Regions from separate parts of the Homo sapiens genome. Here region 1 is linked to region 2. The links are chromatin contacts, found by Hi-C or POLR2A ChIA-PET in ENCODE. All regions are on one chromosome and are shown on one strand. Each heading gives the region's core, a stretch centred on a gene start or an enhancer-like site at or near the end of the contact. The rest is flanking DNA. Distances are from core to core; before and after follow the strand shown.

The links. A loop is a pair of places that touch in the nucleus more often than their neighbours do. ChIA-PET counts read pairs that join two places held with the same protein, here RNA polymerase II (POLR2A). Pooled maps may share reads with other maps.
Region 1: a loop to region 2 is called in a map with no recorded cell type, with 2.0 times the contacts of the local background. The contact joins two enhancer-like sites. A Hi-C loop is called at or near these places in 11 of 168 maps with a recorded cell type or tissue (B cell, CD8-positive, alpha-beta T cell, GM12878 and 6 more), 22 of 37 single-sample maps with no recorded cell type and 17 of 50 pooled maps. POLR2A ChIA-PET finds 5 or more read pairs at or near these places in 1 of 52 experiments (activated naive CD4-positive, alpha-beta T cell).

The regions. Positions count from the first base shown.
Region 1 is chr6:41,370,868-41,374,140 of GRCh38, forward strand. No RefSeq gene overlaps it. Among named protein-coding and RNA genes, the nearest start is that of NCR2, 37 kb to the left of the region's middle. RefSeq lists enhancers at 372-1,325, 3,234-3,273. Within about 2 kb of position 1,369, at least 5 of the 41 ENCODE cell types and tissues checked have a DNase peak (open chromatin) inside an H3K27ac peak, as active enhancers do.
Region 2 is chr6:41,297,270-41,300,599 of GRCh38, forward strand. No RefSeq gene overlaps it. Among named protein-coding and RNA genes, the nearest start is that of TREM1, 12 kb to the left of the region's middle. Within about 2 kb of position 2,047, at least 4 of the 41 ENCODE cell types and tissues checked have a DNase peak (open chromatin) inside an H3K27ac peak, as active enhancers do.

The DNA.
Region 1 (3,273 bases), core at 119-2,618, 73 kb after region 2:
TGTGACTGTGTTTATCTGTTTCCTGTCTTTCTGACCCAGGAATGTATAAGCGCCCTGAGGGATGGGATCTTGTCTTCCTGTTGCTCAGTCATTTAATAGGTACTTGCTAAGTATTTGTGGAATGAGTGAATGACTTAATTAATCTACAAGCTGTGGAGACTCAGGAAGGATCGTGATAGTGACAGCTGTTGGTAAATTTAATTCAATATGTATTGTGCGCTTATTTTGTGCCTACTGTGTGGCATTCAGCATCATCTTGTTGCTGCTATTCATTGTGGTGAAGAGAATACGGCAGCAGGTAAGTCTGATCTGGGCCCAGAGCACAGACCGTAGGCGCAGCTCATCTCTTCATTGCTTTCTCCCCATTCTTGGAGTGGCAGTAGGAACCCCCACCCCCCCCCCACACACACACACATACACACACAGAGAGAGAGAGAGAGAGAGAGAGAAAGAGAGAGAGAGACGGGACAGCCTCCTCTATGCACTGCTTCCTCTTCCCCAGCCCTGCTCCCTGCATCCTTCCCTCTGGTCCTAGTGTCCTGGTGTCTTGAAGATGCTGGGTAGTTAGACCGACATCCCTCTCCCTCTCTCACCCTGGGCTCTGGGACGCTGGCCCTGCTTCCCCAGAGAGCGATCGCCCCGGACTTGTGCCTGTGTTCCGGCCTAGGGCAGCCGGAACCTCCCGATATCCCCAGAGGAGTCTCAGGACAGCGCACAGGGAAGTACTGGCTTGGAGCTGCGTGTTCCTTGGGCGGCCGGCGGAGGGCGAAGAGCAGGAAGAGCCCGGGGGACGACGGTAGCAGAGTGTTGGGGAGGCCACAGACGCGGACTGCGTGGAGAAAGCACGCACCCGGGCCGCAGTAGCCGGGCAGGGGGACGGCGGAAAGCAGCCCTCTCTGGAACATTTTATTCTGATCCCCGCAGGACTCCCCCGCGAGCCCCGGCTTGAGCAGTCGTGTAACAAGTGTGCGATTGCGCGTGCGACTGGTGTGTGCGCGTGGGCACTTACACGTTCCCGGGGAGGCTGGGGGCAGGAGCTTCACTGTTCACACAAAGAGCGCTTAGAGGAGGAACATTTAAGTTTGGGGGCAAAGAAAGAAAAAAGAGTTAAAGGTTTAGGAGATGGGGGAGGAGGATGGGGCTTAAGGACGCGGTGTTGCCGCGGCTCAGCCATCGGGGCGGGAAGCTCGGGGAGGGAGAGCGCCTGGGCCCGCTTCTCGCCTATTCTACGCAGAACTTTTCTCTCCTCCTTCTTCCCTCGCTCTGCCTCTCTCGGGGCGGTCTCCGGGGACTGTCTCTCACATCCATTCTCCTCTCCTCCTTGATTTATGCTGCAGAGTGGAACGACCTTCCCTGACCTCATTTTCATGTCGGCGCGAGCACACCCGGAGCCGGCTACGCACATTCCGGAGGAGGCGCGCGCTGACACGCACACACACACACACACACACTCGAGACACTGCAGGGCCCTGCCCATCCTCGAGTTCACACCAGCCCCGCCACTATTATGGGCACTGCCGGGGCTGTGGACGCTCAAAGAATAGATCCTCATTAGCATCTTGCTTTGAATATCATTTGCATTTTATTCATTTCATGTCAAAACGCTCAGAACTCTCCCCAGCCCGCACCTTCCCCAGAGCTTGGGAGTCATGGGTTTCCAGCTCAAGCCCCTTCTCTGTGGGCCCCACGCTTGCTGGCTACCCCCACCCCACCTACCCTGCGCCACAGCCCCCACAAAATGAATTGACGTCTCCTAAGCACTTGGCAAGTTCCATCTCCTGCGCTAGGGTGCATTGTCTCATCTAATCCTGACAGCAACTCAAGGAGCAAAGCACTATACTATACCCATTTGAGAGTCGAGGAAACTGAGTCACAAAGGTGACTTGACCAAGGTCGTGGAGCTAAAAACCGAGGAGGAGAAACTGAAACCCAAGGCGACCAAACACCAAACCCAAAGAGCTTAACCGCTTCGCTGCCCCGGCTCAGGCAAGGTCAAAGCTAAGGTATGATAACTCTGGCAGGAGAAAGTCTGTTTTCCTACGTGGTAGAAAGTCCTTGGGCCCGCCACGACCCTTCCCCCATCCCGGCCGCTGGGGCACCGGGGCACATTCCCAGTGCGGGCGCTCGCAGCACCACCTCGCCTGGCCGCCCCCAGTCCTGACCCCTTTCTAGCGCTGGATCGGCCGGGTCCGGCCTCCGTGCTCGCGGGGTCGTCCGTCGGCGCTGGCTAGTTAAGAAAAATAAACAACGTTCCAAATGAAGGCGATTCCTTTCAACCCAAGCTCCGCCGCCTGCCAGAGAAATGCAAACAGCGGGGTACGGCCGGAGTCCGCCCCAGCCCCCGCGCCGGAGCTGCGGGTGGCAGGGTCGGGCCGCGGTAACCCGAGCCGCCGCGCCGGCTCCCCGCGCGCTGCCCTCCGCCTGCCCCTTCGCCCCTGACCCCGCAGTCGGCGCGCTGGGCCTGCGCCCGCCATCCCCAGCGCCCCCCACCGGGCCGGGACCTCCGCCAGCGGTCCTCGGCGCCCTTCCTGCCCCCTCCCCCCAGCGGTCTCGGCCCCATCCCGAACCGCCACCCTGGGATCCCCAGCCCTCCTGCGCCCTCGAGGCCACCGGGCTCCTGCGAGCAACGCTTCCCTGCGGCGACCGCGCGCTGGGATCACTCAACACCAAGAAAAAAAAAATGCACTGGGAACGACAGAAACCTGCCTTAGCGAACTATCCTCTAGTGGATCGGGCGTGGGGGGCTGCTTCCAGATAGGACCCCTGCTCACCCTGCAGGGTGCGGCCGGGACAACTACGGGCGCCACTGCGGAAGGCCTGACCTGATCCGGCACGGTGTGGCCACCGTGGGCCCACAGAGGGTGAAGGGGTAGCTTATGCTGAGTGGGGGTGTCCACCTGGACAGACCAGGCGAGCCTCGCTCCTGGTGCGGGAGCTAGTTTTCCCTGGATCTTCCGCGGCAGAGAAGCCTGCGTCCGGGACCAGCAGAGTGAGCCGACCGGCGGATGCAGTTGACCCCATTCGCGTCCAAACTTCACTTCGAGAAAACGCAGCCCTGCGCGCAGTCCACGCAGGACGCGACAGCGCCACCCTCGTTTGTACGGCTGCGCGAATGACTCGAGAGAGTCGCGGTGGCTGCACGTGCGTGCGCAAAGCGGGAAGGAGTCAGAAACAGTCCCGGGCGCAGAGCGAAGAAATCCTGGGACCTCGGCAAGAGGGCCTCACCACTGGAGATGGGGTAGCTACGCCGTGTGGCTGGGGGAGGGGTGGTAG
Region 2 (3,330 bases), core at 797-3,296:
AGGGATTTTAAAAGGGGAGGGGGTATATGAACAGGGAGTAGGTCACAAGGATCACATGGTTCAAAGGGCTATAAAGATCACAAGGCGAAGGCAAAATTAGAATTACTGATGCGGGTCTATGTCCCGCTGTGCACGCATTGTCTTGATAAACATCTTAACAGGAAACAGGGTTTGAGAGCAGAGAACCAGTCTGACTAGAATTTACCAGGCTGGAATTTCCCAATCCTAGTAAGCCTGAGGGTACTGCAGGAGACCAGGGTGTATTTCAGTCCTTATCTTAACCACATAAGACAGACACTCTCACAGCGGCCATCTATAGACCTCCCCCCAAGAATGCATTCCTTCCTCAGGGTATCAATTATTAATATTCCTTGCTGGGAAAAGAATTCAGCGATATTTCCCCTACTCGCATGTCTGTTTATAGGCTCCCTTCAAGAAGAAAAATATGGCTCTATTCTGCCCAACCCCACAGGCAGTCAGACCTTATGGTTATCTTCCCTTGTTCCCTGAAAATCACCATTATTCTGTTCTTTTTCAGGGTGCACTGATTTCATATTGTTCAAACACACATGTTCTACAATCAATTTGTACAATAGTGGTCCTGAGGTGACGTACATTCTCAGCTTACAAAGATAACAGGATTAAGAGATTAAAGTAAAGACAGGCATAAGAAATTATAAGAGTATTATTAGGGAAGTGATAAATGTCCATGAAATCTTCACAATTTATGTTCAGAGATTGCAGTAAAGACAGGCATAAGAAATTATAAAAGTATTAATTTTGGGAACTGATAAATGTCCATTAAATCTTCACATTTTATGTTCTTCTGCCTCGGCTCTAGCTGGTCCCTCTGTTCAGGGTCCCCGACTTCCCATAACACCCCACCATTCTCTCTTGCTTCTGCTTTCACCATGTGACATCCCTGTACCCCCTTTACCTTCTGCCATGATTGTAAGCTTCCTGAGACCTCCCCAGAATCAGATGTTAGCCCCATGCTTCCTGTGTAGCCTGCAGAAACATTAGCCAATTAAACCTCTTTTCTTTATAAATTATCCAGTCTCAGGTATTTCTTTATAGCAATGCAAGAATGACCTAATACATTGGCCACTACAAAAATGCACTTAAGTACATAGACCATTGACACTATTGAGCAGCCACACAAACAAATCTGCATAATAACCAGCTAACAATGTGATAACAAGATCAAATCCACACATATCAATATTAACTTTGAATGTAAAAGGGCTAAATATCCCAATTAAAAGTCACAGAGTGGCAAATTGGATAAAGAAGCAACACTCAATGGTATGCTATCTTCAAGAGACTTATCTCACACACAATGAGACCTATCAGCTCAAAGTAAAAAGATGGAGAAAAGGTACCAAGCAAACAGAAAACAGAAAAAGCAGAGGTTGCTATCTAATTTCAGACAAAACAGAACTTAAGCCAACAAAGATCAAAAAAGACAAAGAACATTACATAATGGTAAAAAGTTCAATTCAACAAGAAGACCTAACTATCCTAAATATATATGCATCCAGCACAGGAGCACTCAGATTCAAAAAGCAAATTCTTAGAGACTTACAAAGAAACTGAACTCGACACTTGACCAAATGAACCTAATAGACATTGACAGAACTCTCCACCCCAAAACAACAGTGTGTACATTCTTCCTACCTGTACATGGCACATATTTGAAGTCAACCACACAATCGACCAAAAAACAATCCTCAACAAATTCAAAGAAACCAAAATCACACCAACCACACTCTTGGACCACAGCACAAAAAAAATAGAAATCAATACTAAGAAAATTGCTCAAAACCATACATTTGCATGGAAATTAAATAACCTGTCCCCAGATAACTTTTGGATAAGCAACAAAATTAAGGTAGAAATCAAGAAGTTCTTTGAATCAATGAGAACAATGATACAACATACCAGAATCTCTGAGACATAGCTAAAGCAATGTTAAGAGGGAAGCTAATAGTACTAAACACCCACATCAAAAAGTTAGAAAGATCTCAAATTAGCAACCTGACATCACACTTAGAGGAAATAGAGAAACACGAGTAAACCAACCCCAAAGCTAGCAGAAGACAGGAAGTAACCAAAATCAGAGCTGAACTGAAGGAAAGTGAGTCACAAAAAAGATATAAAAGACCAATGAATCCAGAAGTTGGTTATTTGAAAGAATAAATCATATATATATATATATATATATATATATATATATATATATATACATTCTTAGCTAGATTAATAAAGAAAAAAGAGAAGATCCAAAAAACACAATCAGAAATGAAAAAGGGGACATTACCAGCAACCCCACAGAAATACAAAAAACCCTCAGGGACTACTATAAACACCTCTATGCACACAAGCTAGAAGACGTAGAAGAAATTAATACATTCCTGGAAACATACAACCTCCCAACATTGAACCTGGAAGAAATCGAATCCTTGAACAGAACAATATGTTCCTAAATTGAATCAGTAGCAAAAGGCCTACCAACCAGAAAAAGCCCAGAACCAGATGGATTCACAGACAAATTCTAAGAGATGTATTAATATAAAGAAGACTTGGTACCATTCCTACTGAAACTATTCCAAAATGTTGAGTAGGGACTTCTCCCTAACTCATACTATGAGGCCAGCATCATCCTGATACCAAAAGCTGGCAAAGGCACAACAATAAAGGGAAACTTCAGGCCAACATCCTTGACAAACATAGATGCAAAAATCCTCAACAACATACTGGTAAACCAAATCCAGCAGCACATCAAAAAGCTAATCCACCATGATCAAGTAGGCTTCATACCTGGGATGTAATGTTGGTTCAATATATGCAAATCAATAAATGTGATTTATCACATAAATAGAACTAAAAACAAAAACCGCATGATCCTCTCAGTAGACGCAGAATTTTGATAAAATTCAGCATCACTTTATGTTAAAAACCCTCAACAAACTCAGCATTGAAGGAATACCTCAAAATAATAGGGACCATCTATGACAAACCCACAGTTAACATCATACTGAATGGGCAAAAGCTTGAAGCATTCCCCTGGAGAACCAGAACAAGATAAGGATGCCCTCTCTCACCACTTCTATTCAACATAGTACTGGAAGTCCTAGCCAAAACAATCAGGCAAGAGAAAGAAATAAAAGTCATCCAAACAGGAATAAAGGAAGTCAAACTGTTTCTCTTCACAGATTATATGATTCTATGCCTAGAAAAACCCATAGTCTCTGCCCCAAAGCACTTTGATCTGATAAACAACTTTAGCAAAGTTTCAGGACAAAAAATCAATGTGCAAAAATCAGTATC